7 separate regions of the Mus musculus genome follow, and regions 1, 2, 3, 4, 5 and 6 are each linked to region 7. Evidence: chromatin loops called from intact Hi-C (ENCODE). Cell type or tissue: heart. All regions are shown on one strand.

What was found. A loop is a pair of places that touch in the nucleus more often than their neighbours do. Peaks named below come from ENCODE experiments on the same cell type or tissue, not always from the same donor. Only the 100,000 strongest peaks of a DNase experiment are listed, where the experiment ranks them.
Region 1: a loop joins it to region 7, with 3 times the contacts of the local background. A loop is called at or near these places in 2 of 42 quality-filtered maps.
Region 2: a loop joins it to region 7, with 9 times the contacts of the local background. A loop is called at or near these places in 2 of 42 quality-filtered maps.
Region 3: it touches region 7 in a loop (4-fold over the local background); 10 of 42 quality-filtered maps call a loop at or near these places.
Region 4: a loop joins it to region 7, with 7 times the contacts of the local background. A loop is called at or near these places in 2 of 42 quality-filtered maps.
Region 5: it touches region 7 in a loop (2.9-fold over the local background); 16 of 42 quality-filtered maps call a loop at or near these places.
Region 6: it touches region 7 in a loop (2.3-fold over the local background); 9 of 42 quality-filtered maps call a loop at or near these places.

The regions. Positions count from the first base shown.
Region 1 is chr4:119,731,940-119,735,939 of GRCm38, reverse strand. It overlaps a transcript of Hivep3 not described here. Among named protein-coding and RNA genes, the nearest start is that of Gm35957, 9.8 kb to the right of the region's middle. In heart, a CTCF peak has its summit at 2,187; a DNase peak (open chromatin) is centred at 2,259; H3K4me3 peaks cover 1,715 bases; H3K27ac peaks cover 1,212 bases; H3K27me3 peaks cover 1,166 bases.
Region 2 is chr4:119,461,238-119,465,237 of GRCm38, reverse strand. No RefSeq gene overlaps it. Among named protein-coding and RNA genes, the nearest start is that of Rimkla, 29 kb to the left of the region's middle. In heart, a CTCF peak has its summit at 2,180; a DNase peak (open chromatin) is centred at 2,207; H3K27ac peaks cover 912 bases; H3K27me3 peaks cover 464 bases.
Region 3 is chr4:119,627,024-119,631,023 of GRCm38, reverse strand. Foxj3 (forkhead box J3) reads right to left here. Exons shown (of 13, transcript NM_172699.3): 13 at 1,905-4,000. Among named protein-coding and RNA genes, the nearest start is that of Guca2a, 8.7 kb to the left of the region's middle. In heart, a CTCF peak has its summit at 2,414; no DNase peak of the experiment used is centred here; H3K27ac peaks cover 212 bases.
Region 4 is chr4:118,618,599-118,622,598 of GRCm38, reverse strand. Cfap57 (cilia and flagella associated protein 57) reads left to right here and starts at 1,814. Exons shown (of 23, transcript NM_026789.5): 1 at 1,814-1,923; 2 at 2,189-2,350. The coding sequence starts at 2,194. It overlaps Ebna1bp2 (EBNA1 binding protein 2), which reads right to left and starts at 1,800. Exons shown (of 9, transcript NM_026932.4): 1 at 1,602-1,800; 2 at 1,434-1,517; 3 at 1,066-1,238; 4 at 406-529. The coding sequence starts at 1,667. In heart, no CTCF peak of the experiment used is centred here; a DNase peak (open chromatin) is centred at 1,788; H3K4me3 peaks cover 2,009 bases; H3K27ac peaks cover 1,312 bases.
Region 5 is chr4:119,245,250-119,249,249 of GRCm38, reverse strand. P3h1 (prolyl 3-hydroxylase 1) reads right to left here. Exons shown (of 15, transcript NM_019783.2): 12 at 2,498-2,615; 13 at 2,044-2,119; 14 at 1,665-1,805; 15 at 273-1,359. The coding sequence ends at 1,204. Among named protein-coding and RNA genes, the nearest start is that of Cldn19, 8.2 kb to the left of the region's middle. In heart, CTCF peaks have their summits at 1,527 and 1,734 (motif pointing left); DNase peaks (open chromatin) are centred at 1,659 and 3,399; H3K27ac peaks cover 405 bases.
Region 6 is chr4:119,610,923-119,614,922 of GRCm38, reverse strand. The region is part of intron 6 of Foxj3 (forkhead box J3); the gene reads right to left. Among named protein-coding and RNA genes, the nearest start is that of Guca2a, 25 kb to the left of the region's middle. In heart, no CTCF peak of the experiment used is centred here; no DNase peak of the experiment used is centred here.
Region 7 is chr4:119,537,874-119,541,873 of GRCm38, reverse strand. It overlaps Frg2f1 (FSHD region gene 2 family member 1), which reads left to right and starts at 3,105. Exons shown (of 4, transcript NM_001004178.1): 1 at 3,105-3,266. It overlaps Foxj3 (forkhead box J3), which reads right to left and starts at 2,213. Exons shown (of 13, transcript NM_172699.3): 1 at 2,029-2,213. In heart, a CTCF peak has its summit at 2,485; a DNase peak (open chromatin) is centred at 2,383; H3K4me3 peaks cover 3,094 bases; H3K27ac peaks cover 3,196 bases.

The sequences.
Region 1 (4,000 bases), 190 kb before region 7:
GCAAGAGGACATTCCATTCTTAGGTTCACTAACTCATCTCTCCAGCTCCCAGGACAGCAAGGGTAGTTGGCTCATCTGCTTCCATGACTGCTGTCCCATTGATAAAGAGGTGGAAGGGGGAAGATGATGGTTTGTCATCGAAGTCATAGAATTCTGGTAGCAAAGTAAAGGACCGCATAAGAACTCCACCCCAGTGCTTATGTGACACTGTGAAGTGTCCTTCTCCTCCCTGTGGTGCAGAACGTAACACTGTGGGAACAGCACATAGAAATCAATGCCTGTGGAAAGAGGAGTCTAGAGAAGCAGGACCACACACTGGCTCAGGATTTGGACTCTGCACTCAGGCTACCTATGTTAGAATCTGTTGTTTCATTGTCTGACCTGAGTTAAACAACTGGTCCTCAGGCTCCTTGTCTGAAATATGGGGTGCTGGTTCAACCTTCCCAGTAAGGATAGCATGAGGGTTACATAAAATACCTGTAAAGTACTCAGAAGAGCACTGGCTAGTTTTACTAATAAAATATGCTATAAACATCATTGCAGCTTTAATATACCCCTCTAAATATATTTCTAAACCTTCATTTTTGTCATAGGTTGGCAAAACAAAGTCAAATGCTATTAGCTCAGAGTTTTATCTAGAAAGGAATCAGTTATAGAACGTGGATTCGTGTGATTTTTTTTTTTTTTTGCCCAAAAAAATCAATTTACATAGTGCCTGACACCATTTCCACTGACTGGGACAAACAACCTCAGAGATCAAAAACACTGTAACACCTACTACACTAAATATTAAAAAGAAAAATAACTTATACCCTCTAGCAGTAATTACCTAAGTAACATGGGTTGCAAATCTGTTAGAGAGGTTTTGCTGTGACAATATTTCTAGTAAATTGCTGCTTCTAACACAAAGTCCTGGTGTTGCAAGGCTGGCATACTAGTAGAAAGGTTATTATAGAAACACTATTAAAATGAATTAGGTATTATTAAAGATTCGACACTACAACAGCCCCTGATTACAAAGGATTTCAAGGTCCATTGCTTAATGGGCAGATGAAAGTGCTAATTAAGCCTTTTTGAGAGGATATCCCTAGGCGGGTCTGTAAGACTACAGGTAACAAGAGGTCTTCAGTCTGAAAGGGGAACCAGTTGTGCCTACCCATCTGGAAACAGCCCTCCTGGAAAGACTGAGAGGTAGGTGGGAGGCAGAGCTGAGGTTTTCTGCTGAGGAGAGGTAACCTGGTAGCAGACATGGAGCTAAACTAACTTGAGCCTCTGTTTTTCCCTTAACTGCTTCCTTAGCATGCGTCCATTTCCTCCTCTGCTTATGTTTGAAAAACTAGAGAACCTTCCTTAGACTTTAGAGCCTAAATACATAGGAAAGCCTTCCGCTGAGTACCTAAGCCCTCTGGTACAACCAGAAGATGCCAGGGCTGTCCTTGGCCAAAAGCATCTCTCACTGCCAATACCTCTAAGTGGCTTTTACGGAGTTGCTTATTTGCCTTTCGTATCAGGATCTATCTTGTTTTTCCCACCTTGTTAATTAACTAATCAGGCCCTGGCAAGACACCTCCCAAACAAGAGGTGTTAAGAAAAAGCTAACTAAATTCGCCCACCCACCGCGTCTAAATGTCCACAATAAATTACGAGGAAGGGGCTGAGACCCACGCTACGCAGCGATCGGCGCCACGCAGCAGCCTCGGACCCCCGCGCGGTTCTCAGCAGGACTTCTGGACCCGAGCCACGCGGGCCACCCGGGCCACGGCCGAGCTGCCCAAGGCGCATCCCTGAGGGCTCAGCTGCCCGCTCCCCGCGGCGCACCGATGTCAACAAACTTTCCCCGCCCCGGGTTGCGCCGGGTCTCCGAAATCTGTCCACGAGTGCAACACGGGGACAGGTGTGGGACCCGAGCCCCCAACCCCGCATCCCTGCGGATGGGCGGACAGTCGGGGTCCGCGGGGCGCCGTGGGGGAGGGTAGGCCACGGGCCCGCCCCCTGGGCGGTGCGGCGCTGACACGGCCCTAGGACGCGGACAACTGGTCCCCAGGGACGCGTTGGCGCTGCGGCGCGGCGGCCTTACCTGCGCGCTCCGCTGAGGTTGCTCCAGAGGCCCGGCGTGCGAGCAGCCGCGGCGGCGGGCGCCGACTGACAGCCCCAGGACCCGCCTCCATCCCTCAACCACGCCCCCTCTAGGGCCACGCCCCCGTCCGCGACCGGGGTCAAGCTCAGTCCACAGCGCCGAGGGCGGGGGCGCTCGCTTTCGATTGGCCTGGGAGACGTCGGCTCCGCCCACTCCCCGCCTCCTCGCTGGGGGTTGGAAAGCCGCGCTTGCGCGGATGCTCAGAGGGCAGAGCGTAAACCAGTGCTAGCGGTCTTGACGTTGAGCGCAGGTTGGTTCTCATCTTCCTCAGCTAAACTGGCTTTGAGTCCAGGACTACGGGAGGAGCAGTGAAGGAGTCTGTGAAGAGACAGTCCCTGACCAGAGGAGATCCTAAGCGAGTCAGGCGGAGGAGCCCAGCTCCACACTTCGGATCTACTCCCTAGCCAGGAAGTATCTCTGTGAAGGTTGGCTTGAGTGACAAGATCCTGCTAACAAGAGGGACGCTGAAGGAAATAGTCTTGCTAGCTCCCAGCACCTCCCCAGGCTTCCTAGCTCAGTGTGTAAACAAGATCATGTGACTCCCTACAAAATCAGTGGATACCCAGCAGTTCTGTCCTAGATATATGTTCAAAAGAATGTCTACACAAAATACTTAGATGCAGATGTTCCCAGCAGCACATTAATAAGAGAAGGGGGAAACGACTGAACTATGGGGTGATGGGTGATTGATTAGTAAATTTTAGTTTGTTCATGCCAATGGACTAGTGTTTGGTAATAAAAAGGAATGGTCATTCTGATACATGGTATAACACAGATGAACCTTAAATTCGTGCCAATCACAAAAGACTTTACTGGGTATGGTTCTATTTGTGTGGAGCGTCCAGAACGGGCAACTGTATAAATACAGGAAACAAACTAGAGGTTTCCAGGAAAGGGAAAGGACAATTGAGAAGGAACTACTAAGTGCATAGAGTTTTTCTCATTATGGTTTGGATCTTAAACATACCCTGTATCAAAGACTCAGTCCCCAGCTGACTGTTCTATTGGGGAAAAAAAAAAAAAAAAACAACCTTCCATAGGTGGGCTTTGTGAGAGGAAAGGGCGTCTCTGGGGACCTGTCCCTAAAGTGTATACTGGGACCTGGACCCCTCATTCTCTATCTCGTCCCTCAGCCATGATCTGAGTAGCTGTGTTTCCCATGAACTCTCAGTCGAATTTGTTTGACCTCATGACAAGCCCAAACCATTAGCCAAATGAAAAAAATCTGTCTTTTAGGTTGTTTATCTCAAGTGTTTATCTGCAGCAGAAAGGTCTTGGTTATTTTTTATTATTATTATTATTGCTGTGATAAGATAACCAAGGCAACTTAGAGAAGAAAGAATTTGTTAGAGATGTATAGTTTCAGAGGGTGAGTCCATGGCCATCCTGAATGGGAATGTGACAGCAGACAGGCAAACATCTTGTGTCCTCTATGTGAGGCTGGAATTATAGGCAGGCGGAGGGCAAGAGTTTGAGAGATCATGGGAGCTTCCCCTGATATTGCCAAGGACTCCTGGGAGGCTAAGACAGCATGTGGCAAGGTGAGAGTCCCTGCAAGCTGCCCCTGAGAGGGCAAAGTGTGAGCCATGAGACTGGGGTCAAAACTACCATGGAGACCCCAAGAATTTAGGGATGCCTAAGAGCACGATGTCAGAAGTAGGGCTCTGACCTCAAAGGGAACTAGGAAGTTTATTCTGGAGTCAAATATTAGTGACCATGGGCCAGGAGCACAGATTCAGCTCACCCCAGTTACCATATCCCAGAGTGCTAAGAGTTTGATGAGGTTCTTATAGGAACAGGAGAAAAGGACATCATAGATCAAGACAATTAGAATACGTCGGTAGGTGCACCAGGGAGACAATT
Region 2 (4,000 bases), 77 kb after region 7:
AGGGTATATTGGAGGCTTTGGGTCTTTAGATTGTGAGACATAGCATAAGTGGATCATGAGCATCGCTGTTGTGGGTTCAGCATCCCTCCTGACCAGTCCTGTGTCAAACAGGCCAGGGTAGGGAGGAGAGAGATGGGGAAAAGGCCTGGAATAGTTTTGTGGCAGAGATGAAATCAGGATCACTTGAAACTCTAGAGGAAAGGAGACAAAATGGCTTAAGTCATGGTAAGGGCACCCTGCAAATATAGGAAAAATGGAAGAAGTTAATTTGGGGGATAAAGGAGGTTTTAGGACCAACCAAATCACTGAATACCATCTACATTAAAGTGGGGAGTGACTCTCATCAAACACAACTGGACATTGTCCCCTGTGCTCACAAGTATGGCCTCTGTTTGGTGGTAGTCTGGGCAGATGTTTTAAGGACACAAGCAGCAGCTATTTGTCACCACCCTCAAAGTTCATGTTCTTAGATCCTGACAGAAAACCTAGTGGTGTGGCTGGAGAGGTAGGTAGTTAAGAGCAGTGGCTGCTCTTCCAAAAGACACAGGATCCATTTCTCAGCACCCACATGGTATCTTACAACTATCTATAACTCCAGTTCCAGGAGATCCTCTTCAGCAGGCACCAGGCATGCATGTGGTGCACACATATACATGCAGACAAAACATCCATACACATAGAAATAAAATGCACAAAAGAGTTATTGAAAAAAAAGGAAAAAACAAAACTCCTGGCATTGCCATTGGCTTAGGAATTCCAGGTTCATATAGATCACTGCCTTACGAGATGCCTTAGTTACTTTTATATTGTTGTGATAAAACATCATGACCAACGCAACTTAGAGAAGGAGGAGTTTATTTGGGGCTTCTGGCTCCTGAGGGACCGTCACAGCAGGGAAGCTTGGCAGCGAGCAGATGAAAAGTCACACCTGGAACTGCAGACAGGAAGCGGAACATACTCAAAATGAAACCTCAAGGCCCACCCCAAGTGACACACTTCCTCCGGCAAGGCTATGCCTCCAAAGCCTCCGTACACAGCCACCTTCCTGATCTAGCCCAACGTCAGTGGGCAACTGCCCCATGAGAACCAGATGGGTTTGGAAACTGGGCTTCTATTCTGAGCCCTGGAATTTCTGTGGTTTCTAAAGGCCTTGTGTTTTGGCAGCACCTGCTACCTCTCTTTGAGACGGTGTTGTTTTGTCCCCGCACTGTGTCCATTAAGATATAAAGCTTTGTTCCTTCCTACATTTCTTAGCTTGGCAACATTTAAAGGGGTATATGTGCGAGTGTGTGTGTGTGTGTGTGTGTGTGTGTGTGTGTAAGTGATGTGGGAGGGGCCATCAGAGGCTGCAGCAGTGCAGGTTTGGCAACACGCAGAATGTTCTCCCAGACAGCACAGGACTCCATCCCCCCTTCTTTCATGTACCACTTGTCTTCATTCCCCGGAACAAGTCTTTTCACGCTCCCATACATAGCCATCCTTTCTCTGACCTTGATTCCTGTCACCATTTCACCTTAAATTGTGGTGGCTTTCAAAGGGATTTTGTTCAACATAGTCATCTCCCTCCCCACGGGGCACCTGAACGCCACCTCTGAAGGTGGCACACTTTATTCTCACTGTACTGACTTGGTTGGTATCATAGCAACCATTTGTACTTCTAGCTCTTGGGTGCACTTACGGATGGTGACGCAGACTAAAGTGAATGGTACCAATGTGAGTCAGATCTGGTTCAATCCAGATAACTTGTGTGACCCAAGGCACAACCACCACACCTTATCGAATCTTTTGTCAGCTATAAGTAGGAGCAATAAACACCATCTTAAAGGGAAACACTTTACCACAGGCCTGGCTTTCGTAAGCAGTGCCTTCCCAGGATCATGGCTGAGTGCCAAGGGATAAAAGCTGGCACACAGCAGCTCTACAGCTGGGAGAGAGAGGGGGGCAAAGGGGGAATGGCTGCAAGAGCAGACTGTTGTTTGGCTTAATGTCTCTGGAAGGTTCCATCCATCCTTGAGATTCTGCAGGATATCAATGCAAGCCATGGGGGATGTATATGGCTTAGGAAAATCATGGAAGAAAAGCTGCCTGGGACACTGGGGAGCTGGGAGCTGCCGGGAAGCCTGACCTTGCATGATTTAGCACCTGGTTTTCTTGGCTCTTCCGTCCTATGACTTGCTGGCTTTGCATCACATGGACGGGAGGAGGTGCCAGGGAGTTGCATTAAACCTGTCAAACAGAGGGGGAGAGGACTGTGGGAGGGGGAGGGGCCAAGCCGAGAAAGCTGATAGTACAGTAATGCCATCTGGACTTGGCGGGGAAGACAGCCTGAGGTCAGATGGAACCAACAGACAGAGCAGACTAAACCACTGCTGACTCCCAGAATCTCCTATGTAGAAGAAGATCTGGTTTATTATAAAGGGAGGATGAGGGACCCTGAATGACCGGAGAACTGGTAAGGTTTTTGTGAAGGCAAGACTAGCCAGGTGCCTCCTGTGTCTAGCCTTACCTGGAAGTTCCCAGAGAGCAGAAATATGGGAGAGCTGGCCAGTCCTGGCCCACAAGAGCGGGTACTTCTTACTCAAGAGTCTTGTGAGGTGGTTACTAAGCACAGTCACCAGATATGATCAAATTGGGTAAGTCTGTGACTACAATATGTTTCATATAGAGGCTGAGTTTGTTGTGGTTCTGTTGGTAATTAAAATGCCCACATAGCATACGTGAAGCCCTGAGTTCAATCCCCAGCAGTGGAGAAAACCAGACAGCCCACACCTGTGATCCCAGCACCCAGAAAGAGACAACCGGACTAAGCATTCTAGGTCACCCTGGGCTACATCCAATGGCAGAAATTGATGAAAACCCTGGCTTGAGTTTAATAAGCAAACACTCAAAACCTTTTTTTTTTTTTTGGTTTTTTTCGAGACAGGGTTTCTCTGTGTAGCCCTGGCTGTCCTGGAACTCACTCTGTAGACTCAGAGATCCGCCTGCCTCTGCCTCCCGAGTGCTGGGATTAAAGGCATGTGCCACCACGCCCGGCTAAACACTCAAAATTTAAACTTAATCCCAGGACCCAGAGCAAAGGCAAGCAGATCTCAGTGAGTTCAAGGCTAGCCTGGTCTATATAGTAAGTTCCAGACCAGGCAGGAATGCACAGGGACACCCTATCTCGAAAACAAACCAATGAGAAAGAAGAGGAGGAGGAGAGCAGGAGAAGAGGAGGAGGAAGAAGAGGAGGAGGAAGAGGAGGAAGAACCTCAAAATCTCACAGTTCCTTCCCTGGTCTTTTGCATTCTTGGGTTATTTGTATTTGTGAGATGGGACTATGACCTAATAGGATGCCAGTCCGTATCCCTTCCCTACCTCACGGTGCAGTGATGTCACACTGGGTAGCTTGGAATCCACTGCGGTAGAGGTTTCTGTACCACAACGATGGGCAAACACCACAGATGAAGTTTGTATCCTTCAAGGGTCAGCACAGCAGTGCCACTGGGTGACGGGAGAAGGAAAACACGTACAAGCTCAGGAAGGCCTCAGCTCTGGGGAGGTAGGGTGTGTGAAGGCTTTCCTGGAAGCCAGTGACCTGGAGAAGCTTGCGTGATCCTTTTGAATTCAGGCAGACTACTTGCCAACATGGCTTTCTGCTAATTCTGCCTAGCTTCTTTTTTTCACATGGAGAAAAAAAAATCTGTTTCCTTTGCCTGGGAAATTTGGGAGTGATTATGAGACTCAGTCTCCCCTATGGGAAACACCTAGGCTAAGCTCCCTTGGGGAGAGTCCACTGTGGGTTTCCCCCGCACAACTGGTAAACAGAGTGTGCTGTAAAGAAATAACAGACGTTAACTGGAAAGCCAAAGAGCTCATTTGCAAGCCGATTTTACAGCGACAACAAAGTTAACTCCCCCAAAAGGGAAGAAATCAGTTTAAAATGACTTGCTCTTCTTTGCTTTCTTATTAAGATTATTACTGCGGACCAGAATGCTTCACTCGCCTTTGTGCGCTGTGG
Region 3 (4,000 bases), 89 kb before region 7:
ATGGTCCTGGCTCCCGAGCCACCTCGCCACCGCCTTGCCTCTATTTCCTAAGTTCCTCCCTCTACTCAGGGGCAGTCAGGAAGACTTGGAAAAGCACAGCGGTCTGCTGAGAACAGAGGTCACAGGCTATGAGGACTAGCTTTGGAATGCAGCCCTATTGCTGCTGTTATTACCAGCTCTGTCGCCACACCTGGCCCAGATGCTTTGTAAGGGGTTGGGAATAGCACTATCAGGCCCAGGGGGCTGTTCCCTAAGAGTGAATATGATGATCTATACCAAGTATTGGGGAGAACACTAAGTAGCTGGGGTCCACATTTGGGACACTGCCCTGAAATGGAACTGTAATCTGGTTTCGATTGAGCCAGTTGTTTTCCCATGGTGACTTGTCAATTTATCAGACCTAGGGAAAGGGAGAAGTAGTTCAAAAATTTCTCTTGAATTTACTATAAAAGAAACGAACATGCTGCCTATTCTGCTTGGTTGTAGCCTATCCCTACAGAAGAGATTGCAGACTTGCTTCTAAGGGCAGTGCACCCTACACCAGCCAAGAACACACACACAGTGAGATGTCCTGCTCACGCGATATCCCATCTTATACAGGCCCTCTAATGTTTGAAGTCTCTGTTCTCTTGCAGTGTCCGCTGCAGTTGCAGCATCCCTCATGTCTCCAAAGCTGTCCCCTCTTCCACACATAGTGCCACGATACCACTACGCCATCAGGTGACAGCAGATCAAGTTAGTATGTACAAGGGGATGAAGGGCGGTGAGGAGAGGAAAACTTGTGGGCGTTGGTTTTCTCCTTCCAGCACTAGTTAAGGGGTCTGAACTCAGGTCACCGTCAATCCTGGAAGCAAGTGGATTTACCTCGAGCCATCCCTCCTACCTGTGTACGGGAAGTCTGAACTGCTGCCACGTCAATGACTCTCCTCAGATTTCCCCAAGTAGCTGAGAGACTTGGAACAGGTTGCTTCCTTTACTGGGTCTGAATGCTCTCAATAAAATATGCTTGCAATAGTCATTTTTATAAGAAAACGAAGCGTCAAGTTTTGAATGCCCCTTCCATGAAGTCTTACTGAGCTACCATGGTTTGTTCAGGACTTTTTACACAGCTGGTAATGGCCATTTATAAAGAGCAGCCCTCAGAGTTGTATGTTAAAGCTGAGGAAAATATGCACGCCGCAGATTGACTGTGTTTCTGCCTCCACTGACCAGGAGAAGCACACCCTAGTCAGAAACTTGCCAGCAATGGGCAACAGGACACACACACACACACACACACACACACACACTTTCACACATGCTGAGTAGTACTGTCTCCTTGGCTTTGGCAAACCATGGAAGAGTTTTGGAGTCTACTCCACACACAGCCATCCTAAGTCTACAATTAGGTAAAAGGTGGGCGAGCTCTTCTTGTGCAGGTCTCCATGCTTCTTGCCTGGCAACTAAGCCTTTTTGAACCTGTTCCTACCTCAACCCACAACCCTCACTCTAGTCGAGCCTGAGCCAGGGTGTGGAGCAGCAGTGTCAGGGAGATGACCGCTGGCCTCAGGTCCTTTGGAGGGTGACCTGCAATGCCGTCTCTGAAGAGGCTTTCCTAAGCTACTGTTCCTCACCAGGGAAGCTTCCGGGGTGGCCTCCCCGGTCAGGTGCTGCCTGCTCGGCACCCCAGGCAAGTATGTACGCATTAAAGGTGGGAACTATGGCTTCCTCTTCTCTGACTTTCTCTCTGGAGAGCTTGCACAAGTGTCTGCTCAGGAAAGTGAGGTGCAGAAATTAAACAGCTTTAAGTTCAGTGCTAGGGCAGCAATGCCTGGGTCTCAAACTCCCGAGGGCTCCATGGTCTGGCCACTGGCTTCAATCTGGCTTCCTCAAGCAGCAAATAACACAGACCATCAGGCTGCAAATACAGTTATCATAATATATTTATTTTAAGTGCCATCCATGCATATCAATTCTGGCAGCGACAATCCTAATGACACTTGGAATATTTCTTTACAGCACTATACGGTTACAAAGAATGGGTGCCACTCACCATTGGCAGAATATGAAATCGTGCAATAGGAAAACTGTAGAAACATTAAAACACTTGACTGTCCAACAGCAGCACAAGAGCAGGTTGTTTCTGCACAAAAGCCAATGCATGTCACCACATATATACAATATAAGTATGTACACATCACCCTTTCAATGAACATATCAAAATACTCTATTCCATTTGAAATTATCCCAAGATCGATCCCCTCCCACTTCAAAGGACGTCTGAGACACATATTAAATATTTACAGGAACACACAGGAGTACATTTACATTTCAAACACTGCCACAAATGCCAGTCGGACTCTTCTCCTGGACAGAGCGCCCCATCTGTGTATGTATGTTTGTTAGTCCTTACCCCAAGTCTCCAGTTAATTTCAGCCCTAGAGAACTTGCTGTGTGTCATCAAATAAATCAGAAATGGCCACTAGAGGGACTCTGCGCCCACCAGGTAGCCTTCCCTGCCCAGGCACTCAGGCTTGCTGAGCCCCAGGGAAACAGGGAATCACAGAAGAGTGGTGAGTGGCCTCAAGTGCCATTCTTGGTCAGTTTAAACATTCATAAATATATCGATCACTGCAAATCAGTAATTGTCAAATGGGAAGTTAGCTTCACATAATCTGTAAATTCATCAAGCCATGCTGTTTCAGACTGCGATACTCCAACACCCAATCATTTAAAGTGCACACTGCTGCGGAGCAATCCTAGTCACAGAGCAGCCATTTTGGTGTCTAGAAAACAGAGACTTGAGCAAACTACTGAGGACCTCATTTTCCCAAGCTTTTTCTCTGCAGACAGCCATCTCATCTTGCCCAGTCCTTCCGAGTGAGGCCTGTTGGCTATTGGTTGAGAATCCTCTGTACCTGAGCTTCTTTCTCTCATGCCAAGTGGGGGTCCAAGCAACAGCGAAGCCCGAGGCTCTCCCTTCTTCCCTGCACTCCCCATGGCTTCCCAGGGATTCATTCAAGACAACACTCCATTAACACATACACAGATATTCTCATTCTCTCCCCGTGCCCCGTCTCTTTCATGATCTCTTGCACTTACACACACACACACACACACACACACACACACACACACACACACACACAGAAACCTTTGTTCCAGTAGAGATTACTCATCCACAGACTCGCTGAGGTTAGTCAATGTGATTAAGCACTGCTTAGCCCAGAGACACTAACAAGCAACTGGTGACCAGTTATTTCTTCTTGATTTGACAGAATCTATTTTCTCATTAAAATGGATTTCCCTCTCTGTAAAGAACCAATTAACGATCTATTCACTGTGGGGAGGAGAATCTCCTTTCTTTACTTTCATTATAAAATCAACACATTCAACCCATGCTAGCTGTGACATGACACAAAACAAAGCAACTGATCAAAGCTCTGAGGTGCTTCATGTTGGGGACACACAGACCCAACAGCAGGTCACGCAGTCAGTCACTGCACTCAAGACTGAAGCAGATAAGACTCTGGAGCTGCATGCAGCCCCTGCTAGCGTTACCAACAGCAGGGACACTGCTGTATAAACCCAGCCTCTGTATCTTGCTGCCTAAATAGACTGATTCAAATTCCAGGAAATTCCTATGTAGCTATTAAGTCTCCCCCAGCAGGAAGGCTAAGCAAGACAGGAAGCACGCTCACCTGGTAAGGAGTGATGATAAAAGAGAAGGACCAATGCTTCTGATTGTCTTTGTCTGTAAACTTTATCCAGAAAAATAACCATGCTTTCAGACAAATCCCTCCCTAGTGAATCCAACAGAACTGTGCATTCACAGAGCAATAAATATTAAAATAACACTTTTGAATAATAAATACATAAGTGACTATGGAGACATTGGTTTGTTTGAAGAGCCAAGCAATACCCAGTTTCAGTCAGCCCACACATTTCAGAGCTGCCAAGATGCAGCTGAGGAATCACACTGACAGGTACAACACTCTCTCTACAACACCGAATGACAAGT
Region 4 (4,000 bases), 920 kb after region 7:
CTCACTCTGACAGGGAAGAAATACGCAAACCCCCAACTCTAAGTCACACCACATCTGAGTTATCCGTCAAGTCTTCCATTTCTAAAAAGCTAAAGGGCCAGAGAGGAAAACCCCATCTAGAAGCAACAGTAATCTCCTTGGCATTGCTGGGCCAGAACTCTAAGACTGTTGTGTCTGTCCACTCCACTCACTCTGACAGGGAAGAAATACGCAAGCTTCTTTTCGTAGGGCCCATACTTCTCCAGACCGTCTCTCTCTAATTTGCCTAGGCGACTGGCATGGCTCTGAAGCAGAGACTGTTGAAATACTGGCTACAAACACCACACATCTTTTTTTTTTTTTGAAGACTACAGGAATGACCCAGCTGAACAAATGAAACCTTGGCTTTCCAGAAGAAAAACCTACCTTTTGCATCTGCTGATCAGACTTGGCCATTTCTGCAAAATAATCGGTGGGCCTCTTCGTAGGGACTTGGAGCTGATGGAGTCGGGGTAATACCGCAAGCACTGCTGCCTGGGCCTGCCGGTAGCTGACATTACAGGACAGGGTGTAATGAGGGGAGGGGAAGGGCGCTCATGTCTTCTTACTGCCTCTCAGAAGTTACCTAACCTCAGAGCTATCACATCCCACCAGCACTGGCAAGATAAGACAGACACACCAACTAAAACTCCACTGATTGCACATATAACTGAAATCTCACTTTATGTTTATTTACGAGGGGAAAATACTTCCAAGAGCAAGTCAGTTTAAAACAACGAGCTTATTAAATACTGCGCAGACTATGAACTGTTTCCCAATCATTACAGAAAGAGCACTCATAACATTCCCTAGGCAAAGTGTGTTCTAATGATTGGAGGCACCCACACAAGCTTCAAATGAATTATTCTGAAACATCCCTCGAGCAGGGTTCTGGTTAAACGGCGACCAAGAACCTATTCTTTCCACCAGAGGAACCCGCTAGATCCACTCGCACGCTCGTGCTAACCCCGCCCAGTGCCTCTGAGGTTGCAGACACACTAAGACCCCCTTCCTGTAACTCCATCGCAGGACCCATAACAAACATACAAACTCATTTCCCTCTGGAAGTCGTCTTCTGGATTAACGCCTTTCTTCTGGTCCTGGTTCTGAGGTGTTGGCTGAGTCTCACTGACTTCTGGCACTGGACCCAGGGTCACATCGAGCCTTTCAACCCACTCCAGATCCCGTCTGAATTCAGCCAAGCACTGTTTCAGGCCACTCTAGGTTAAGTCAGACAAGGCGCTCATGAGAACCGCGAGTTTGACTCTCAGAAACCCAAAGTCCTATGCTCAAATATCCGCACAGGATGACGACCGCAGCGCAGGGTGCATCTTTCCCACCAGAATCGGTCTCCCAAGAGGCACAGCGCTTGTGCGCATCCTGTTCCAAGGACCCCGACCCTCGCACGAGCTCACCACGTCATTCACTGCCTTCTTCGGCTTCTCTAGCACGACATTGAGACCTGGCTTCAGGAGTCCGCGGGAAAACGCATCCTGCAACTACAGACCGGGGAGCCTCAGTACCAAAGAGCTAAATAAAGTCCCCGTCCCAGCCCCTGCCCCGCTAGCTCCGCTGCGGCCTACCTCTTGATCTGAGGCCAGGCACGCATCCGACTCCGAGTCCGACTCTGAAAGCGGAGGGGTGTCCATCTCGCGGCCTTCCGCCCCGCGAGGTTCGGCTGCCACTCCACGTGCCCACAAGCAGCACCACCGCCAACAAATTCTCCACAAGCCTCTGCCTTTTCAACAGGGACTTCCGCTTCCGGGTTCATAGCCGCACTTCCGGTTTTCTCGTTGCTATAGGAACTGCTCTAGCGTTTGGGCGTGCCCGGATTGCTTCGGATCTTTAGGAAGAGCACCTACTGATCCCTACGTAGTCTAGTAACCCAGAGCCGTGAAGCAAGAGGTAAATAGTTTCTTTGGGGTCCTCCTAAGGATCTGAGGGCGGTGGGAGTGCAGGAGAGGAAGGAAAGGCTCGGAAAGAGCCCCGGGGGTGGGGTGGAAAGGAAGAGGAGCCTAGGGGCGGGGCGATGGAGGGGCGAGGCGGGGTCAGGGAGGGGCGGGCCGGGGCCATGGGCGGGGCGGGGCGGGGCAGGAAAGGGAGATGCGCTGCTCGGCTTCACTCCCACCTACTTGCCTCTTTCTTCATCTTTTGCAATACTTTTTGACAGGTACCATGTCCACCGTGGTAGCTCAGGCGCTTCATGTTTTTGGTCTTCGGCCTCACGTGACCAACAATGTCTTCTTCTTCGATGAACAGATCATTATATTTCCTTCAGGAAATCACTGTGTGAAGTACAATATAGATCAGAAATGGCAAAAATTCATTGCAGGTAAAAAAGAAAAAAAGAAACCACCTTTTCCATTCTGACACATACATTAAAGGCATGTGCTACACAAAACCGCACAATCTCAACGATTGGGAAGATTTTTTTTTGATAACTGGGTTATCCACATATTTTTATAAATGTAAACAAAATAAATGGCCATTTACACTACTTAATCATAGATTAACGTGACACAAGTAGCCAAAATGACAGGTAAAATAACACACGTTTTAAAAGTACTTTTCCACAATGACTCCAGAGAAGAGTTACTTTAAACAGTGTTTTTCTTGTATTCTCCTGCAGTTGTGTTTGTCCTCACCAGAACCTTCTTTTGAGTCTAACGGTTTTGAGAGTACATGACCTTCATTGAACCCATGTCTGATGGAGACGCTGAAATTTTTATCTTAAGTGACAAATAACCTTTTAACATTTTTTTTTTTTTTGGTTTTTCGAGACAGAGTTTCTCTGTGTAGCCCTGACTGTCCTGGAACTCACTCTGTAGACCAGGCTGGCCTCGAACTCAGAAATCTGCCTGCCTCTGCCTCCCAAGTGCTGGGATTAAAGGTGTATGCCACCACTGCCCGGATTATTTACTTATTTTAAAGAGTTATGTATACAGTTTTCTGCCTGAATGTATACCTGCAGGCCAGAAGAGGGTACCAGATCTCATTACAGATGGTTGTGAGCCACCATGTGGTTGCTGGGAATTGAACTCAGGACCTCTGGAAGAACAGCCAGTGCTCTTAACCTCTGAGCCATCTCTCCAGCCCCTGGAATATCCCTAGTTTTATGTTAATAGTTTTACCAATTTTTCAGTTACTTTTGTAAGATTTTGTTCTAAGGGGTATCTCTCTTATTTAGTTATAGACATATTTTACATATCCTGTATTCTAATAATTTGTCAGGTATATATGTTAGAAATAATTAGCTAAGCAGTGATGCCTTTAATCCCAGCACTGGAGAGACAGGGACAGATAGATCTCTTAGTTCAAGGCCAACCTGTTCTGCAGAGTTCCAGGACAGCTAGGGCTACACAGAGAAACCCTGTCACAAAAAAACAAAAGCAAAACAAAAAGTAAGAAAGAAATATTTCTTTCTGAAGCCTGTGCTTTTTTTCTTCCTTGTGGTATCTGTGAATGAACAATAATTCTTAGTTTTTGCCGGGCATGGTGGTGCACGCCTTTAATCCCAGCACTCAGGAGGCAGAGGCAGAGGCAGGCGGATTTCTGAGTTCGGAGCCAGCCTTGTCTACAAAGTGAGTTCCAGGACAGCCAGAGCTATACAGAGAAACCCTGTCTCAGAAAAAAAAAAAAAAGGAAAATAATTCTTAGTTTTAAAGAAGTAAAAGTCATCAAACACCATGTAAATATTCTGCAAGAATAAACTGTATTAACTGGGGACATGGCTAAGCAGGTAAAGCACTTTCCAGGCATGTCTGAGGACCTAAATTTGAACATGCATAAAGCCAGGCATAATAGCAACACGTCTGTAATCCCATTGCTTCTGTGGAAAAATGGAAACTCCACAGAAGCCTGTGAGCCAGCCAGCCTGGCATGCATGCACAGTAGTGAACTGCAAAAAGATCCTGCCTTGGACAAGGTAGAAGACCCACACTCCAGGATGTCTGTCCTTTCACCTCTACGGGAATGCCATGTC
Region 5 (4,000 bases), 290 kb after region 7:
GCTGTCCCCCCCCCCCCTTTTTAAATAAAAAAGATTTTATTTGAATATGTGTATGCCATGTGCTGGTCCCAAAGGAGGGCATCAGATCCCCTGGAGCTGGAGTTACAGGTAGGTTATAAGTCATCTGATATGGGGACCAGAATGCCAAGAGTTGCAAGGGCTCTTGAGTGCTGAAGCCCCTCTCCCTGTCCCTTGCTGTTTCTTCTGCCTCGCCTCGGGGCCCTGACTTGATTTTGTACATCAAAGGCTTAGAGATACACAAACCACACACATACATATTTACACATTTATTATGTATCCCCTATATAATACAAGCTCTGAGAGGCCTAGGTTTGCTTTGCTCCCTCTCATATTCCCAGCAACAAGCTGGTGCTCACTAAATAAATAGTTCGACTGACCAATGACTACTCAGCCGCAGGTTCCTATAACTCCGTACAACAGCATCTCAGGAGTGCTGAAGGGGGTGGGCTTCGTGCCAGCTATGTGGCCGGAGGAGCTGAAACTCCAGTCAGGTGCGGGCTCTGAGGCCAGCCAGCCGAGCAGGAAGCCTGCGGCTGCCCTGCCAGAGCAGCGCTGACTGTTGCTCTCTGCCAGAAGAGGATTAGTGACAATCTAGATGTTGAAAGCCTTTAAAGCTGATGATGTGCTGCCATCCTGGGTGCTGTATCTGGGACATCCAGTTCCCATAGAAGGTAGGCAGTGAGGACCAAGATGCCCCTTCTATGGTAACAGCCCAAGGTACCTGGGTTATCTGGCCTGAGGCTACAGAGGAATTCCCATGTGGCATGTGCCACGGCACACTACCTAGAGGAGCTGCTACCAAGCTCAGCGTCCCAGGAAGAGTAGAAATATTTTCTCTCTTGGAACAAACCACTAAGTGAAAAAAACACAAATCATTTATTCTTTGGTTGTCTTTACAGACACTTAAATATATCACGCTGCTGACGGCAGCTGCCTACATAGGCCCCAGGGTGGTTCTGGGCCTGCATTCTGAGCCTACAGCCAAGCCCAGAGAAGAGTGTGTCCTGCTATGCCCACTCCAAGAACAGTAGCACCATGCAGAAGGCTGTGGACAGGATCCTCTGGCCGGGGGGCCAACAGAAGCGCCTCTCACTCTGCAGCCTTGAGGGGCCGGGAAGTCCAGGCTGAAGGACTGAGTCACCCTCATGAGTCCAAGGACACCCAACTGTGACCTAGCTGTTGTCATAGCTCATCCTTGTGCAGCGACCCTCTGTCTGACAGAGACTCTTCTCCAGGCTCTGGCGAGCCCTGCTGGTCAGGCAGGGGCTGTTCCTGGGGGAGGTCCACCTCTTCTGGGCTGAACAGCATCTTCACCAGGTCATCTGCCTGCACCCTGTCCTGCAAAGGCAAACTCTTCTCAGAGGGCCTCTGGAGAGGTCCCCTCACCCCCTTAGCTGCCGCTTCCAAGAGAACAATGGTAGTGTTACCACAGGGGCTCTGGGACTGCCTCCTTCCCAGCAGGCTTAAGCTCTGGTTGCTGGAGCAGGCCCAAGGCATGAACCAAGAACTCCACATCAAGCCCCACCCTCTTCCACTTCCACGTGAAAAGAAAGGCCCAGGGAGGGTGGGCGGGCAATGACTGCAGGGAGTGCCTGGGTGGGGAGTCTCAGGGAAACACAAGTGGCCCTCCCAACAGCCCTTACTCTCTCACTGTGCCGAGGATCCAGCGTGAACCACAGGGCGATGGCGCAGCGCTGCCCCCTGGTGACAGCCTTCACTCCATGTGGGTTCTCAGTGCCAGAAGAGAATCCCACAGCCCTTCCACACTGGGGCTGCACCTCTGCCTGTGGGCGGGGAGGGGAGATGGGGGAAAGCCTCAGAAGAGCAATGGATCATTAGGACAAAGACCCAAAGGACAGTCAGAGGAGAGCTATCATATCCCAAAGCCCCTGGCCCAGGGACAGGAAACAGGCTGGGGGTTGGTAGGGGTGGGCTGGGGTGGGGAGGAAGCCCAGTAAGTCATTCTTTCTACTGTCCTCTGGGGCCATCAGCCCCCAGGGATGAGGACAGGGGAGCACTCACCGTCACAGTCTTGGCATCTAGTTCTGTGAAGTAAAAGTTTCCTCCATCGAAGTCGCCATTGAGGTAAAGGATGGCGCTGGAAAGGCAGGCATCCAGACACGGCTTATTTCCTCTGTGTACTTTCAACTAGCAGCTGGAGACCTGAAGCGTCTCTGAAGCCATGAACAGCTGGCAGGGTCCCCCACCCCTCTTTGGAGACTCCACCACACCCTAGCTAGCATACCTTTGTGTCAAACCCAGCCATGCCCTCCTCCCCACTCCCTCCTAAGGACCTCCCTACCGTCTGTCTTCTTATGTGGGGTCTAGGGTGAAGAACGGGCTTCTGAGGACAGCTTGCCTCTCTGCCTGCGTGTGCACATGTGTGAGGGCAGGGAGGCAGAGTGCAGGGCACTGAGAAGCTTCCAAGGCAAGCCCAGAGCTGCGCAGTACCCGGGCACCACACTGCTGCATTCACCTGTAGTCCCGGAACGTGTAGGCTGGGGGCTCCTTGATACACATGAGGGCTTCGGCATTCAGGATGCAGTTATCCACGTGGACGGGGTGGCTACTGTCCTTCCTCTCAGCCTGTGACTCTGTGGCCAAGATAATCCACGTTAGAGTAGAGTATACAGGAAACACAGTGTGTCCCCAAATGTATGTGAAACTCTGGAACTGTCATGTCCTGGCTGGGAGGACTCTTTGGTTAAGCCACAGGTTAGAGATTAGGGCAAGTTTTGGGGGTGAACAGGATGCAGCTCACAGGTGTCAACAAGGCAGATCCTGGGCTGAGTGCCATCACCCTGGTGGAGCTAGAGACTTTCTGAAATAGGAAGGATCACAGAGGTCAGCAGTGAGGCTGGGGGTAGGGGGCATCCATTGATTCCATTCTCCAGCAGGCCTGCAGGAGGGGTGGGGCGGGTAACAGAAGCATTGAACCATAGCCAGCGAAGTGGGGCTCTGTGAGTGGGGATAGGTAGGGAACCACACAGGGAGGGGACACAGAAAGAGAAGGGACAGGATTATGGTAAATGCCAGCAGATCACACCTTCCTCCAGTGTAAACCTTGGCACCCTGTGTGGGAATGTTAGATGCCGCCTCGCTTCGTCAGGTCCAGCCAGTCACCAGCTCCCGCCCATCTTCCTCTCCACCTCTCCTGCGGCACCTCTGCTTCCTTGGCCTTTCCGGATCTCGAGCCTTCATCCTCACCCACCTTGGTCATTGCTGACCATTGCTCCCATGCCTCTAGCCTGATCCACCTGTTCCCAATCTCTCAGCATGCAGCTGCCAAGTTCATCTTTTAAAAGGAAGGCCCTGCCAAGTCCTTCACTGTCTGCTCATGCCTCCTCCTCATGCCAGCACTTCACTTGGAGGCTCCGTGGCACACAGTCAAGTGCCTGACACATTCCTTTGGTGTGTCCAGATTTTCTTAGCACTTTTAACACCCTGAGGGAGAGAGAAGCTTTCCAGCGCCCGCCACCTTCCAAGGAAGTGTCAGAAACAGAGTCTTTTGAACGCTACGGCAGGATAGAGTTGGCTTTGGGCCACAAAAATGAGCTGCTGGCAGCCTGGCCGTGCCTCTGCTCACCCCTGCTCAGGGCTGTGAGCGCCAAGGGGATGTCAGGGAGAAGGAACAAGGCCTTGTACCTCTGTCTGTCTGACTTCAAATGCACTCCCTCCCACACACGGTTGGTATCTAACAGTTACTGAGAGGGCTTGCAGCACAGAGCAGGAGCCAGGGACCGAGTTAAAGGACAGTACAAGCTCCAGAGAGTGGCTCTCTGTACACTGGCAGTGTTCTCAGCTCCCCCGGGGCTTCTGTTCCTTTAGAACTGGTCTCTCCAGCTTGCAAGGTTTCTTGCTGCCCTCAGCTCCACAAACACATTTATCCTGTAACGCTCTCACTGCTCCACTGGAGGCCTCCTGACCCCTGGGTGGTTGACTGCATATTCCCCCCCCCCCCCCCATGCCACATTCAACA
Region 6 (4,000 bases), 73 kb before region 7:
TCTGGATTACTGCCAGGTTTTTCTATGTTAAAATCATTTATGGTTTCTCTTTCACAAAGCCTTGTCTCCTATCGCATTATCTGCTCTAAATATTATTGCCTTCCCCCTATTAAAAAAACTTTATCTGACTGAAAACGATTTTTCCTTTACACTTACTGAAAGCATTGCTGGATTTATTCAGAGTCTGTCTAGTCTTATGTTAGTAACAGTTTCATTTATAGTAAGCTTTCTCTTGCTTAATATTTAGGAGAAAGATCTCATTTAAATGTGTGTCTGCAGGGCAGACTGCCTCAGGTGTCAAGCTTAGCAACATTATCCACCTCTTTCTGACAGTGATTCTCAGTGACCTAGAGTTTACCAGCTAAGCAAGTAGACTGGCTGGCCACTGAGCCAGAGATGCTCCTCTCCCCACCTCTGCAGTACAAGGCTAACAAATGCACCCTGACTGTGTCCAGTGTCTTTACAAGGGTTCCAGAATTCACTCAGGCACTTGTCTTTGTGAGCTTCTGTGGTCTGAATATGAAATGTCCCCACATGTTTTAACACTTGGTCTCCAATGTTGCAGCCATTTGGGGAGGTTGCAAGGCCTTCAGGGGGTGTGAACCTTGAGATTCTACAGTGCTGCACTGCTTCCTGTTCACTTTCTGCTTTCTGAATGCTGATGCAATATGGCTAGCCCTTGCAGCCATGACATCCCACAATGGTGAGTGTAAATAAACCATTTCTCCCTCGAATTCATTCTAGTCAGGTACTCTGTCACACAAATGAGCAGTAACTACTACACAGGGCAATTGCCTTACCAACTGAGCCACCCCACAGGCCCATTCATTGTCCCACACTTCTCTCCCTCTATTCCATTTACTTTCCCTCCCTTCCTCCCCACCTTCCTTATCCAAAAGCACATCAGGATTTTGACTAACAAACCATCAGCATCAACAAGAAAAACTGACTTCTTTACAATCATTTTCTGCATAAAGACTGTGTTTCCTTAGTGATGGCTTTATTTTCTGCCCATTATTTCTGGTCTGATTGCTCTTCTCCAATTATGGGCTGTTCCTACTTGTCTGTCTCCTGGTCCTTCTTGTTGCTCTGAGAGCAGCACTAGGGCTGCAGGTATGCATGAGCACACTCCACTACCGCCTGCAACTTTCTTACCTCATACACTTTCTCCTTCTACAGACATGTGGCTTTGTGTCCTTATAAATGTTCACCAGATTCTCATTTGACTGTTATATAAAATACTTTCTACTTCACCCCCCCCCCCCTTAAACCACAGTCCTTCTCTGCATTTGTTTTGGTTGTTTCCAAATATTTAAACCATTAATATTTAACTGAGGCTATTACTTTATGTCTCACAGGCTTTGAAGTCACTTGTATTTCACTGCTTTAAAGTATTTTCTAATTTATATCACATATCTTTGATCCATGGGAGTAAGTTAGTAGCACATTAATTAATTAATTAATTAATTAATTCTAGAGGAACTTTCTGGCTGTTTTTGCTATGACTTCTAATCCCAATTCATTCTATGGGAAGTTTAATTTTATGTTTTAACATGCCTTCCAAATACTGATTTTGGTAACTACTCCATGGGTATTCAAAAATATATTATGCAATTGGTGGATATATACTGTACATAATTTAGATTTCCTAATTTGGGTCAAATTTTCCACAACTCTAGTGGAATTTTTTTATTTGTTATCATGATCTTGATAGTCTTGTTCTGATTTTATCGACAGGTTAAATAAACTCTAACATTACAAATAATGATTTGTTCATTTTTTTCTTTCAATCCTGTCCATTTGTGAGTATGCTATTAGATGTATACAAAGATTGTCACTTCATAATCAATACAAATACCCCCTTATAAAATACAACTTTTCACTTAGGATGAATTTTTTATAAGTACTGCAGAGCTGGATCTTTTCCGCCAACTCCTACCTGTACGTCAAGTGTTGCTTGTATTTACATTTCATGGTATTCCTGGTATACCTAGTTTTAAAGACTATCTGTTTTGTTTCCTCCCAATTCTTCTTTGTTCCTTCCCTTCTTACTTTTGAGATTTACTATGCTTCCTTATTATACTGGTATACTGTTTTATTATTTTAAAAAATAATCTGGAGCAGTGATGGTTTGTTCATAAAGCATGGAACTTTAATCAGTCATTTGTGGAAAATTATGGCTCCAGATAATCTCTAAATAGAATTTAGCTGTCTTTTAACAAAAATAATTTAGCCACCACTCTACAAACAGTTGAGGCTAGTCTACAATGGTCTGTCCTTACAGCTCTCACTGAAGACTGTGAAGTGCAATCTTTGTCCCCTAACTGGAAAGACTGCTAGATTCCAGCCAGTGGTAAGTCTGTTTTCTTTATATCTGAGTCCAAGCTCACAGAATTAGGATTTCACAAATGCTTAAAAGTGGATTTTGCTTACATAAACTTCAACTTCTGCTATTTCTCAGAATCTTTTCTCCTAAGTATTCATTCATTTCATAGTCCCCTCCCTCCAGTTTCTGTAGCTCTCACACACGCCTGTCTCAGGTTCCTTTTCTGTGGCCCCTGTCAGGGTCTGTCAAGTAGGAAATGTCCCAAAGGAAAAATTTATCTCGCCCCATGCATTTGCCTGGTCCCTTAATGACTAGTTGTTTCTGTCTCCATTTCCTCCTTCCTCTTTGGCCCCTCGTGTAGATGTGCTAGCATGTTTATACAGGTTGGGTGGGGGGGGTGGGGGGGGGCAGAATGGTTTGTCTGGTATTAGTTATCTGAAAATAAGATCTAAAAACTGCAGCTCCTAGAACATCATGATTTGGTCAGAAGATCCTAACATTATTTCTTCCTGGGTTATAATAACTTCAACTGTCCATGTCCAGGCCCTCAGCATCTCAGACTACTGCAAACGTTATATTAGAGATTTCTGGTTTCAAACTATAAACACTTCATCAGAAAAATTTCAGTTTAGATGCCCATCATTAGAGATGTTATTTAGATATCTAGGCCCTATTCAAGATAGAATAACAGAACTATTAGGACTTCACCAAACTCCATCAGCACTAGGAAACACACAAACACACCCTTCCCCCAGACTGCCACGTGGGAAGAAAAATTATTATGCTTCCACTGCCAGTGTCCTTTCAAACTGAAATCTGCTTACATCACAAACAAATTCTTGACAATCTTTACCTTCCTACAAACAGATTCCATAGGTGCAGCGATGCATACTTTTATATTTACATATGTGCACGAGACAAATGGAAGCAAAAAAAAGCACAAAGTGTAGATGGGCTAGAAACAGAAGGCAGAGATTGCAGGGACACGGTGAAACAAGAGTGAAGACTATGAGCACACACAACAAAGATGCAGTTTCTAGAGTCCTGCGCTCCATAGGAGGGGACAGCTCACGCAGCTCCTAAAGCACATCCGACACAGAGTCTCTTGGAGAGAAGAGGCACTTGCACCCCACTGTGTATCCAACCACCAGCACCTCCAAACATACAGCAGACTACCAAATATGATTTCTGGGTGCATTACTAGACTTGAATACTAAAAAACAGGTGGAGCACCATTACAATGAATTCTAATGCATTGCTAGAATTATGGAAATTGTTTGTTTTATTGGATTCTGTTGACTTCTGTGGTGATTACTTTTGTCAACTTGACAGGATCTAGAATCACCCACGATTAAATAACCAATCCATGGGGAGGACCATTCCTTGGGTGGAGATTCTGGACTATATAAAATGAAGAAATCAAACTAAGCATGGACACTCATCACGCAGTAACCCTGACTTACTGCCAAGGGGCTGTACTCTTTTTTGTTTGTTTTGTTTTTCGAGACAGGGTTTCTCTGTGTAGCCCTGGCTGTCCTCGAACTCAGAAATCCGCCTGCTTCTGCCTCCTGAGTACTGGGATTAAAGGCGTGCGCCACCACGCCCAGCTCAGGGCTGTACTCTTGAACTGTGAGCCAGGATGAGGTCTTCTCCCTCAAGTTACTTGTCAGAGTA
Region 7 (4,000 bases):
GTGTAATGAAAACAGATAGAATCTGTATTTCAATACTATTATTCTACATAGAAGGAAAAAGGAAGAATGTGCTGTCACTTGTATCAGATAAATAGGGGAAAGGCACTATCAAAAATACATTTTAGACTACAATGTAGGCAGTTAGAGTAGTAACACAGTCTGTAATTTCAGTACTTGGGAAGTGAAGGCAAGACCAAGAGTTCAAGGCCAGCCCTCACCACACTGAATAAAAGGACACCCTGGTCTACTTAAGACTATCTAAAATTAAGATGAAAAAAGGGAAATCTTCAGTTTGAAAAACAGGAGAATATTGGAAATTTTCACATCGAAAGAGTGACTTCAAAACAGTAAGTTTTATTTCACCCAAACTAACAAACTGAAAGCCAAAATAAACAATCTTGACCTCATCCACAAAACACCTAATAAAGGCATGAGAAACTCCCTAGCAGCCCACAACAGAGAACACGGCCCACCTCAATTCCAATATTAAACCAAACAGGGAAGAGCTTCAAGTTCACCTAAAACAAAACACTCAAAAATGAAATCACATCTACATAGCCCTTCCTATCATAAAAATGGGGATCACTTGGAAAAAAAATAAAGCAGCAGCTATCGTTTTCTCCATAAATACTATGATTTTAAAAAGAATAAAAGAAAGGCGTCTGTCACTGCTACTGTAAAGAGAGCAATCTGTGGTCTCCCAAGAGCGAAACACAGAAAGATGTAAATGTTAACCTGAAAGAGCTTAAAGGGAGATGGGGAGGGAGACATGTATTTCAAAACAGTGTTAAAAAACAGAGCCCAATAGTACCTAGTGCATTTTAGAGATGTGGAATAAAGAACTTTCTGCAAAAGCAGCAAGCAGGACTACCTAGTCCTTCTACTAGAGAAAAATCTACGTATATTACACCCAATAGAACATGCATGCTTTCTCACTAGGGTACAAAACACAAGGAAAAACTAAAGGCAAATAAACAGTGAAAGGTGAAAAGAAGCCCACCAGTTTCGAGCGCCCCGACACGACTCATTCAGAAATGTAGCAACAACTTGAGCCCTGCATCAACACAGACTAGAAAATACTAGGCCACAGTGACACAAGAAAGTAGAATAGAGAAAGGAAAACCGTACACACCAACACATCAGTTGCAAGCGCCTGCTCTCTGGAGAATTAAGCAGTAGAGAAGAGCAAGAGCTACTGGTACTGAAAAGATGTCAATTAACTAAGATCTGGTCGATCCCCTAGTAGTCTCAATTTCCTAAGAGTACAACTCTTGATTCTTCCATCAAACAAGTCATCCTCGGCAAAACAAACTGACCTTAACACCTTCCCCACGCTGCCCGGAAGAAATCACGGGGTGGAGGGGAGTAAAGCAGGGCGGGGGAAAAAAAAAAAACAAAAAACATCTCAACCAACTGCAAAAAATGGAGGGAGTGGGAGGGACGGGGCACTACCACGTGGGCAGGATGCAACACACGCAGGACAGCAGCAACACGTCCGCATGCGAAGGCTGCCTTTCCCCCAATGCCAGAGAAGGGCCCGGGGACAGGATGGGAGAGAAGGTGGGACCCTCGCCCCAGCCATTTCAGCCCCGCAGGGCACCCGCGACCCACAAGGCAGCGGCCGCCTTCCCGGCAGAATAGCGCCTGGAGGGCGAGGAGGGGACGCCGCATCGCGCCGGGAACAGGACGAGCCCGGACCAGGTGCAGGTCACGGAGCGACGAGGGCGCGACTGTCGCGGTCCTCCGCGGCCCCGGCATCCGCAGCGCGGGCCCACCTGGGGGAGGGGCGGGCGCGCGCGGCGTCGGGCTGAGGGGCAGCGGCAGCTGAGGAGTGGCGCCGCGGGTGAGGGAGGGCCGCCACCCGGCCGGCCCAGCCTGGCGCCCACCGCCGGCCACAGGGAGCGTGCGCCGAGGACGGCGAGCGCCGCTCGCCCAGGGCAGCCCCCGCCCGCGTCCCGGGAGATGCCCCAGCCCCGCCTCCCCGCCCGCCGCCCCAGCCCCGACGAGACCCTGGCGACGCGTGCTCACCTCAGGCTACGCAGGCCGGGACGGCCCGGCCGAGCCTCCGGCCGCTGCGTGCGTCTCCGTTCCCCGCGAAAGGTCCCAACGGCGCCCTCAGAGAGCGGCCCAGGCCCGGAGCGGCGCCGAGAGTGGCGGCGGCGGCGGCAGCGGCGGCGGGAGCAGCCAACATCCGGGGCCGCGCACCCGGAACTACTTCCCGACCCGCTCCCTCCCACCCCCGCCTCCCGCGACGTCTCAGCGCTCCCGGCCCGGCGTCCTCGGCTCCACGGCCCGCCCCGTCGTTGCTGCGCGATGTGCGAGGGATCCCTCCGCGGGGACAAGTAGTGCCTCTGAGCTCCCGCGGCTCTGCCTGCTTGCGGCCAGCGGGAACCGGCGGTGGGCGGTGCGGAGCGCCTTGCAGTGTTTGCGCCTCGGACTTGACAGCGGCTGGCCGAGGCGGCCCCGGCCCCACTCCCGGGATTCCAACTCCTGAGGAATGCGCCTCGTGACCTCCCCGCCTTCCAGCCTCTGCCTCTGCGCGGCCCCGTCAAGCACCCAGCGCGGATTTTCCCGGCCGCCACCGGGGCGCTTTGGACCTTGCTTGGGGACACGCGTCCTTCGGAATGTCAAGAACCCGGGTTCGAGGCCCCTCCCTACCCAGGCATGTCATCTTGTCATTACCCCTGCCGCGTCATCCTCTCCATCTCAAGTTAGCTGGCCAGGTCGTGGCCTCACTATCAACAGGTGGAGCCTTTAGTAGGGTTGTTCAGACTTCTGGTAAACTTTGGACTTTCCCTTTGGTCTTCCCTGGTCCTACCTCTGAACTGTTAGCGTTGACAATCTGTGCTATCCTGTTACACTTGGTAGGTATTTGCTGCGCAGAAGCCGCGTTAAGTCACGTACTCTTCCCTGCAGCCTCAAGAACAGCAAGTGAAGAGCAGTTGCTCAGTATTTGGACATTAGATGGTTAGATGGATGTCAGTGAGTTTGGTTGATTGAGAAAGCAAAGGTCTGAGAGAATTGACCCTGGCAACCTTGCTGAGCTAAGACAGTGTGAAACCATCCTTCCATTCCTTCATGGAGCATTGAACACTTTCATCTGTCAAGCATCTCCTGGCAATGGGAATTCTAAAGGTTTATCCACTCATTTGTCCAACAAAGACATAAAAAGTCATTGTACCAGGCACTACTGTAGTGCTTCAGATTAATCAGTGAACAGAAAAGGCCGGTGGAGGGGCAAGTATCATTCCCTCATGGGCAGAAAGGTGATAAAAATTATGAATTATGTAATAATGTTAGAAAACATTGAATGATACCTTGGGGGATTGGGGAGGAGCACTCAGGACAGAGCTGTGTGGAACACTAGAAGGAAAATCCTTTTAAAAAGAGCTGCCTGGGTGAGCCACAATAATAAGGCAACTTGAATCAGAGGTTTGAAAGAAGTGAAGGGATTTGATGTAATTGTGGTTAGAACATCCCTGTGAGTGTTAGAAGTAGCGAGGGTCGGGAGAGGTAAAAGATAAGGACAGAGGGGTATCTTGTGGGCTATTGACAGTCTCTCCAGAGCTTTAAACAGTGAATGCTCTGCTTAGAGTACAGGGTAGGAAGTCAGAGGGGGCACTACCCAGGGACAAGGTGATGACCTAAATTAGGACAGAACCACACAGGAAAATAAGACACGGGCTTTTATATTTTTAAGCACTCAGTCTAGGGGCTAGCAAGATGGCCCAACAGGTAAAGGAGATTACTCCACAAGCCTGGAACCAGAACCTAATCCCTGGAATCCATGTAAAGTAGAAAAGAACCAATTCCACACACATGCTGTGGTAAGTGCGCTATACACGTGTACACACACACACCACAATAAATAGTTAGAAAAATAATTCATCTAGATGCATGCTCATAACTTCAGCTCTAAGAAAACTGTGGCAAGAGAATGATAAGTTTGAGGCCACCCTGGGCCACATGGACTCTGTCTCAAAAACAAAGAACTCATAGT